Linked DNA regions of Homo sapiens: region 2 is linked to region 1. Evidence: chromatin contacts called from ENCODE Hi-C or POLR2A ChIA-PET data. All regions are on one chromosome and are shown on one strand. The core of a region is the stretch at or near the end of the contact, and the rest is flanking DNA. Distances in the headings are between cores, read along the strand shown.

Region 1 (4,658 bases), core at 615-3,114:
TTTAAAAGAGACAGAAATAGTCCTTTTCCTAGTTAGTCTATGTAAATCTAAGAAACATTTGTCATCAGCTATCAAAAACAATGGCAGGACTTAAGGCACAATGTCCCAAAACCAAAACTGACTATGAATTTTATTAAAGGTAAGTGATAAAGTCTCTTTTCCCACATAAAGAAAAAAGTAAAATTTGAAGTTCACATTTCAGATTCTTAAATTACGCTCACAAGCTAAAAAAAAAAAAAAAAAAAAAAAAAAATCACGGGGTGTGTATTCACATTTCACATGAAGACAAAATATAGTTGAGGTTGTTCACTTTCAGCTTCTTGAATATATCGTCTTAGGATACCGATTTTCTCCATAGAAACTTGATTCTAAAAATCCCTTTAAAATGTTTTTTAAATTAACTTCCAACGTTCCTGCTATGCAGACTGAATTCTTCATCTGATTATTTTAGGAAAAGACTAGCCTCATTCATAAGCTACGTCTAAACCTAAAAGGGGAAATACGTTTCTAACCAGAACTTTAAAAAAAAAAAAAAAAAAGAGTAAAAAATTGATGAAAGAACGCTGCTGCCACGTCTTTGCCCCTCCCCCCTTCACGTAGTGGCTATTTCATCCCCTCCGAGTGCATTCCAAGCGAAAGTCCGAGAACCACTGCTCTCGGAGAAACCAGAAACAGTTAAGTGGAAATTGGCAAGTCTCTTTGGCCTTTTAGATCAATTCCTAAAAGAGGATCTAGCTGCTTCTTCAACCCTTTCTTAAAGAAAACAGTGCAAAATTCCAAGAGTCTTCACTCTATCCGGAACGCGTAAGATGTTAGTGTCTAAACATTGAATTTGTATGTAACAGAGTCGATTATTTAGGAGAAAGAGTCTCACAGTTATCATACCATCCTTCCTCCCCATTGAAACATACATCCGGGGGCCAGCCATGTAATCCAACTCAAAATCCTCACACAACCATGGAATTTGTTGGACTGATGTGGACTTTTAAAAGCTGCAAATTCTCGGCAGAGAGAGACAGAGAGACAGAGATTGAGAGAAGAGCTCTTGTCTCTTTTTAAAAAAAGTTATGGGGAAGAAGAGGGAAGGAAGCTTCCCTGACGACGAGGTGACCTGAGAGCCTACTTCCTCGGCGCTACGAGCAGAAAGCTCGGCGCCCCGGGCTACGTCTGGCAGCTAATGCTGCACCGCTGCGCGCAACAGATGAGTTCAGCCGGAACTTTCTGGGGAGGTCCCCCCAGCTCCCGGCGACTTTCGATAGGGCAAAAATGCCTGGCGCGCTGCGGATCCAGCTCCAAGCCTTAAAATCCGCTCTCCACCGCCACATGCGAACCATCTGCGGCTGTGGCGGCCAAAAGCCCACGCCCCGCGCTTGCGTTCCCCTTAGCCTCGTTAGGGAGGACCAGGTGCAGGGGAACTTGGAAAAAAAAAAAAGCAACAGAGTGATTCCTCCCCGGGAAGGAAAATTCAAGAAAGTCCTGGTCCCTAGGGCGGGGACTGAGGCTGCAGCAGCCCCAGCGGTCCGAGGCGCACTAGGGACAGAGGTGGGAAGGGGGGCACGAAGGAGCGCGGGCGCCGGGAGTCGCGTGGCGCAGGGAGAGGGGCCGAGTCTCCCGAGGGGAAGGAACCGAGGCTGCTGTGGTAACCTGGGGAACCCCCGCCCCAGAAGTACCACCACAGCGGGAAGGAATGGATCGCCGCAGCCGTCCGAGAAGGTCCACGGCTGCCCAGTGGCCTCAGTCTCCGGGATCGAGGGAGCGTCTCACCTGGAAAGTGGGACGAGAGGGCGGCGCGCTCTTCAGCCCCCAGTCGCCTCCACTCGGAGCGGCTACTTCCTACCCTCAGCCCGCTGGCGGCGCGACTGGGCAGCAGAGGGAGCCCGTTAGCCCTTTTATAACCTCTAGGCCGCGATGGCAGCGCCAGGGAGGAGGCGACTGCAGCCCTCGCTACGTGAGCTCGATCACACCAGCGCCCCGGCGACTGCGCAGGCGCCAAGCCCGTGCCTCCCTGCTGCCCCCACCCGTGGCCGGCCCGTGGAGTCTGAGGCCGAGAGGAGTGGCTGGGACCGGCCGCCGTGGTGTGGGTAAGCGGGAGTGGGATGTAACGCGCCTGCGCAGGGTTCTCGCCCCGCCACCGTTACCGTGGTTACCACGGGGTTTCCCCCGCTCCTGTTCAGTTTGCCTCCTTGATTTCAGGGTCCGCGTCAGGCCTAAGCGACGAGGCCGCCGGCAATAAAGTATCTTAAAAATGAGAAGAGGAACGTGGGAGTGTAGAAAATAAAGCAGAATTTTTCTAGGGTGGAAAATAATAGAGATTCAGTCTTGGTATCTCAGCTGTCTTGTTCCTCTCACATCTCAGCACTCATTTTATACTAATCGTGCTCTATCTCCTACCTTTATACCTTATCAGTAGATAATAGACTAAGAGCTCCAGGGTCAGGTTATCTCAATTCAAATCCTGCCTCAATCCTGTGTGTAACACTAGGCATTAACAACCTCTCCGTATCCGTTTACTCATCTGTAAAATAGAAATGACGGTACTACCCATCTTGTAAGATTCTTGTGAGAATAAAATGAGATAATGTATGTAAAGCACTTAACACATGCCTCACACACAGAAATGACTTAGTAAATATTAGATTCTCCAGTAACATTAATTTATATAAGGCACCCAATGTTGCGTTTGATCTTAGTCTAACATTTGCCTTAGTTATAAAGTAACCCCAAACCAAGGGTTTCTTTATATCTCCCTGTACTATGAGGGAGAATACAATGAAGAAGATAATTTTTTCCTTGTCAGTTAAAGAGAAAAATGAGTTGCTAAGACTTGTTATTCATTAAGAATTGTGGTTTCTAAAGTTTTCCATGTATGCTAAAAAGTATAGCAATAATTAACATTTGACTTACGCAGGAGGTGAGTGATTATATAGCTACAGAAAGAGAGAGAGGGTACTCTGGGAGCACTAGGCAACTAAAAAGTAGATATAATGATGTCTAAATCAATGGTTCTGAAAGCGTAGTCAGGGAATCCATAAGGTCAAAATTATTTTCATACTAAGACTTTATTTTCATACTAAGACTTACTGCCTTTTTCACTCTAATAACAATACAGTGAGGTCTTCCAGAGACTACATGCCTGTGATACAGATGGAACGCAGACACAGATATGAGAATCTTCTATTAGCCCAGACACTGAAGAGATTTGCAGAAATGTAAAATAATGCCACTCTTCTCACTAAATTATTTTGCTTTGGAAAATAGTTATTTTTCATTAAAAATATGTTATTAGGCCAAATGAAGTGGCTCACACCTGTAATCCCAGCACTTTGGGAGGCCGAGGCGGGAAGATCACCTGAGCCCAGGAGTTCGAAATCAGCCTGGGCAACATGGCCAGACCCTCTCTCAAAAAAAAAGTTATTTATGTTATGTTAACATGTAACAGGTTTATTATTGTTGTTTTAAATGAATAAATATTTTATATGTTTGTTTTAATTCCTAATATAGTAAATGTTGATAAATATGATCCACATAAAAGCTTTTTGGAGTCCTCAATACTTTTTAGGAGTATAAAGTAATTATAAGACCAAAGAGGCAGGGCGTGCGGTGGCTCACACCTGTAATCCCTGCACTTTGCGAGGCCAAGGCAGACGGATCACAAGGTCAGGAGATCAAGACCATCCTGGCCAACATGGTGAAACCCTGTCTCTACTAAAAATGCAAAAATTAGCTGGGCATGGTGGCAAACACCTGTAATCCCAGCTACTCAGGAGGCGGAGGCATGAGAATCATTTGGACCCAGGAGGCAGAGGTTGCAGTGAGCTGAGATCACACCATTGCACTCCAGCCTGGGGACAGAGTCAGACTCCATCTCAAAAAAAAAAAAAAAAACTTCCTCAAATGGAGCTGTAATCAACATATTCACTAGCCCTACATAGAGCTGACTCTGAAAGTTGACAGTTTACTCAGTAATTAAAATGGCCGTAGACTCTGAAGCAGATTTACTGTGAAGCTAAGGAGGCTTCAGCTTCAGGTGCCCTCATTTACACTAGCCCTTTCCAAGTCCCTGGAAGGGTCCCTAGTAATATGTTCACACTGTCCTATGCTTCTGTAAAATTTATAAAAGTAATGTATTTTAAACTGCAATCTTTAGTCCTTAGTGACTTCCCTCCACCATGTTTCCCTTTGTCTAGTGTTGGAGTGGCAAGCAAACATTTTTGAAATTTAGCTAAAGGGAAGTTGAGTTAGGAATACATTTGGTTTGAATTTACTGGGATATATTTTTATAACCCACAGTCACTTCCATGTGTAGTTAAGATATTGCCAGCTGTCCCAGTGGCTTCCAAGAATACTCCAATTGCCCGTTGTGCTGATCCACCCAGCATTGCAAAACAAAGGTGCAGGGCCAGAACTCTTGAAGTTATTTTAATGTGTCCAATGTTCTAGCATCAAAAACTATGTGAATAGTAGAAGAGAAGCAGGGTTGAAATTTTGGGAACCTGAAGCTAATCTGTGGGAAATTATTCCAATTATTGGATGTGTAAAATTGTAAAGATTTAGCATTCATCAATACCTAGCCAAAAAAGTGTTGTTTTTTTCTTAGAGACAGGGTTTCACTCTGTCACCCAGGCTGGAGTGGAGTTGCATGATCATAGCTCACCGTA
Region 2 (4,658 bases), core at 884-3,383, 530 kb before region 1:
CACTCAGGGCAAAACAATAAATAAATGTATCCTGACAGAAAAACAAGGACACTTGATAATTGACTTGTGATGCATGACTTTTGTTCAATTCACCTCTATCAGAAATGGATTTGGGTATAGAGAAAACACATTTAATAATTTCATCTAGGCTGGGCATGGCGGCTCATGCCTATAAACCCAGCACTTTGGCAGGCCGAGGCAGACGGATCACCTGAAGTCAGGAGTTCGAGGCCAGCCTAGCCAACATGGTGAAACTCCATCTCTCCTACAAATACAAAAATTAGCGGGGCATGGTGGTGCATGCCTGTAATCCCAGCTATTGGGAAGCTGAGGCAGGAGAATCGCTTGAACCCAGGAAGCGGAGGTTACAGTGAGCCAAGATCATGCCATTGCACTCTAGCCTGGGCAACAGAGGGAGACTCTGTCTCCAAAAATAAAAAAATTACTTCATCTAACATATGAAACCAGACAGAAGATCCAGATTTTACAAAGAACTCTTCTTGCAAACACAAACCACAAACACACAAAACGCAGAAATAACTCAAATTATCTTGTTGCATTATTAGCTATAGTTTAGCAACTGAACGCAACTCCCTGAATTTTAACCTTGACATGCAAAATGTCTAAGAAATCCATCCTTTTCATTGTTCATCACTCATGTTTGCTGAACTCAAATACCTGATATCATAGGAACTGCTGTAGTGGAACTGAAACTTCGCTGAGGCAAAGCTACATAACAGCAGGTTGTGTTAATTACATAAAATCTTTTTTTTTTTTTTTTTTTTTTTTGAGACTCAGTCTTGCTTTGCCGCCCAGGCTGAAGTGCAGTGGCACAATCTCAGCTCACTGCAACCTCCACCTCCCGGGTTCAAGCAATTCTCCTGACTCAGCCTCCTGAGTAGCTGGGACTACAGGTGCATGCCACCATGCCAGGCTAGTTTTTGTATTTTTAGTAGAGACAGGGTTTCATCACATTGGCCAGGTTGGTCTTGAACTTCTGACCTCAGGTGATCCACCCACCTCCGCCTCCCAGAGTGCTGGGATTATAGGCATGAGCCACCATGCGGGGCCTAATTACATAAAATCTTGATAGTCATTTGAAGTTTGTGCTGTCCTCAAAGTTACTTGGTCTTCTAGAAGTTATGTTTCCAAAGAGATTTTATTCTGTCTCTACAACCCGATATCAGAAATACCACAAAGACTCAACTTAACATATATGATAACATTTAGCATCAGGAAGATCCAGAAAAAAAGAATCACCTTAGGCAGTTGAACTGAAAGAACTAAGAAAAAATATGCTAATCATGGTTATTGGTCCTAGATCCTTTTAACTACCTCCTTTAACCTCACATTCCAAGAGTACTTTTGGCTTAGAACATGATAGAAAATAGCAAAGAAGTGATAACTTGAAAGTGAAGATGAACCATCTGAAACATATGATTAAAAAGATTGAACTGCATTATTCTACTTTAAGATATACTTCTGATCAACTTATAAGACTATGTTTCATACTTTTCTGTCTCTGAATCCAGAACGTTTCTTCTTTTTCTCTTCTGGGTGAGGGGCAAGATCTGCAGTCTTTTTCTCATGGTTACAAACATCCCCTTCATCTTTATTCTTCCCTTTATCACCGATGTCACTTTTTAGGTTGTCTACACATGGTGGAGATTCTGCATGGGCCCTGGATATGCAAAAAAGAAATCTAGATTAATCTTGAACGTCCATCATACTAGACAAATAAGCAAACAGATACAGCTTAGCAGAGCAACAGCAATGAAATTTGTCAAATATTCTACATGAAGAAGTTCCTCAAAAAATATAAAATAGAACTTCCACATGATCTCTGGTTATATATCCCAAAGAAATGAAAGGGTCTCAAATAAATATTTGCACATCCATGTTCACAGCAGCACTATGCACAATAGCTGAAAGGTGGAAACAACTCAAAAGTCCATTGGCAGATGAATAAACAAAATGTGGTATATACAGATAATGGAATATTTTTCAGCTTTAAAAGGAAAGGAAATCCTGTCACAAGCTACAACGTGGATGAATCTTGAGGGCGTTATGCTAAGTGAAATAAACCAGTCACAAAACCACAAATATTGTATGACTTCACTTACATGAGTTACCTGGAATATTTAGATTTACAGAAACAGAAAGTAGAATGGGGGTTACCAGGGGCTGAGGGAAGGGGAAGCAAGGAAGTTGCTCTTGAATAAGTAGAGTTTCAGTTTTGCAAGATGAAAACGTTCTGGAGATCTGTTTCACAATGATGTGAATACCCTTTAAACTACTGAACTGCATATTTTAAAATGGTGAAGACATGTGACAGAAGCCCTCATCCACACGTCTTCCCATTGAAACCAGAGACGATGAGCCCTTCCAGTACAAAAACTAAATGTACTAGACTTCCAGCCATAGAGCGCCTCCTTGTTCTTCATCTCACTCCAACTCTTCCCATTCTCATTCTCCCCTTGTCCCAACTGTAACTGAAAGGGTGGAATATCAAGGTCTTTAGAAAAAAATGGTTAAGATGTAAGTTTTATGTTATGCACCTTTCACTACAATAAAAAGGAACATAAATAAAGAAGAAATAGGGGACCAAAATAATATAAGTATTTCTTTTTTAAAAAATAATATAAGTATTTCTGGTAGTTGAAGCCATTGCTGCAATGATATAATACTAAAATTAATTAAATATTACAGAACTGATGAAATACAAAAAGAAGACTTTTGCTTACAGCCATAATGGAGCAAACGATAATAGATCTGACTTCCTACCAGGGCAAAAATACAGAAAATTGAACAAAATATATCAAATGACTGCTTTCAGACACTGCACAGTATGCAACTCTCTAAGAAAATGGTGGCCTGGCCAGGCGTGGTGACTCACACCTGTAATCCCAGCACTTCGGGAGGCCGAGGTGGGTGGATCACTTGAGGTCAGGAGTTCGAGACCTGCCTAGCCAACATGGCAAAAAACCATCTCTACTAAAAATACAAAAGTTAGCCGGGTGTGGTGGTGCTTGCCTGGTCCCAGCTACTTGAGAAGCTGAGGCAGGAGAATGTCTTGAACCCAGGAGGCAGAGGTTGCAGTGAGCCGAGATTGTACCAATGTACTCCAGCCTGGGTGACAGAGTGAGACTCCATCTCAAAAAGAAAAAAAAAAAAAAAAAAAGAAAAGAAAAATGGAGGCCTATAATTGCCCAGAATTTCTGTCTGGAAACATTTTCTAGACCACAAAGAGGATCCCAAGCCAAATACAGTGATCTTGCTAAACTAAAGTGACAGAGATCAAAGTTTGGAAAACCTGAGGTGCCTGGAATTGGTGAGGCAGAGGACTCAAAAGGAAAAAGTCACACAGAGAAAGAGCTCCAAAAATGTACACAGAACACTCTCGAGTATTGAGTCAACACTCAGCAGTGCATTCTTAGGATGAAACTACACAAAGTAGTTGCCAAGGAGCCACAGGCCAGTCAATTTCCAGAGCTCACAAGCAGGAAACAATCAAGCTCTACCAAGTCAGACTAGAGGAACCTCACTGAACACCCAAGGCATTTAGTAACATCCCAGAAAGATCATGCTATATTAATAGGGCTAAGATAGCTCTAGAGGCTGGGCATGGTGGCTCATGCCTGTAATCCCAACACTTTAGGAGGCTGAGGTGGGCAAGTCACTTGACCCCAGGAGTTCAAGACCAGCTTGACCAACATGGTGAAACCCTATCTCTACTAAAAATACAAAAAAAAAAAAAAAATTACCCAAAGGATCATACATCATGCTGCTATAAAGACACACGCACACGTATGTTTATTGCGGCACTATTCACAATAGCAAAGACTTGGAACCAACCCAAATGTCCAACAATGATAGACTGGATTAAGAAAATGTGGCACATATACACCATGGAATACTATGCAGCCATAAAACATGATGAGTTCGTGTCTTTTGTAGGGACATGGATGAAGCTGGAAACCATCATTCTCAGCAAACTATCGCAAGGACAAAAAACCAAACACTGCATGTTCTCACTCACAGGTGGGAATTAAACAATGAGAACACATGGACACAGGAAGGGGAACATCACACGCCGGGGCCTGTTGTGGGGTGGGGGGAGGGGGGAGGGATAGCATTAGGAGATATACCTAATGTTAAATGATGAGTTACTAGGTGCAGCACACCAACATGGCACATGTATACATATGTAACTAACCTGCACGTTGTGCACATGTACCCTAAAACTTAAAGTATAATAAAAAAAAAAAAATTAGCCATGGTGGTGCACACCTGTAATCCCAGCCGGGCATGGTGGTGCACACCTATAATCCCAGCTACTTGAGAATTGCTTGAACCCAGAGGCAGAGGTTGCAGTAAGCTGAGATCATGCCACTACACTCCAGCCTGGGCGACAGAGCAAGACTCCATCTCAAAAAAACAAACAAACAAAAATAAAAAACAGAGAGTGACAGAGTCAGAAAAACAGTAACTATGTATTTTAAGAAAGAGAAGACTGTGGCTCACTACATTTTCTCTTCTTTCCAAGGAAGTTTCCATAACTAGTGAAAAAAATTATCAGGGACACTAAAGTACCAAGGTTCCTTTGTTAATTTCACAGGGTCACCAAATTGTGAAGTCTCAGAAAGCATTCATTTTCT

What was found. A loop is a pair of places that touch in the nucleus more often than their neighbours do. ChIA-PET counts read pairs that join two places held with the same protein, here RNA polymerase II (POLR2A). Pooled maps may share reads with other maps.
Region 2: a pooled map shows a loop between it and region 1 (7-fold over the local background). The contact joins the enhancer-like site here to the promoter of P4HA1 in region 1. A Hi-C loop is called at or near these places in 6 of 50 pooled maps. POLR2A ChIA-PET finds 5 or more read pairs at or near these places in 6 of 52 experiments (BJ, Caco-2, GM12878 and 2 more).

What each region holds. Positions count from the first base shown.
Region 1 is chr10:73,095,002-73,099,659 of GRCh38, forward strand. It overlaps P4HA1 (prolyl 4-hydroxylase subunit alpha 1), which reads right to left and starts at 1,865. Exons shown (of 15, transcript NM_001017962.3): 1 at 1,765-1,865. RefSeq lists enhancers at 1,246-2,001, 2,246-2,315 and a silencer at 1,886-2,215.
Region 2 is chr10:72,561,383-72,566,040 of GRCh38, forward strand. MICU1 (mitochondrial calcium uptake 1) reads right to left here. Exons shown (of 12, transcript NM_001195518.2): 3 at 1,513-1,681. Among named protein-coding and RNA genes, the nearest start is that of MICU1, 62 kb to the right of the region's middle. RefSeq lists a silencer at 574-683. Within about 2 kb of position 2,134, at least 3 of the 41 ENCODE cell types and tissues checked have a DNase peak (open chromatin) inside an H3K27ac peak, as active enhancers do.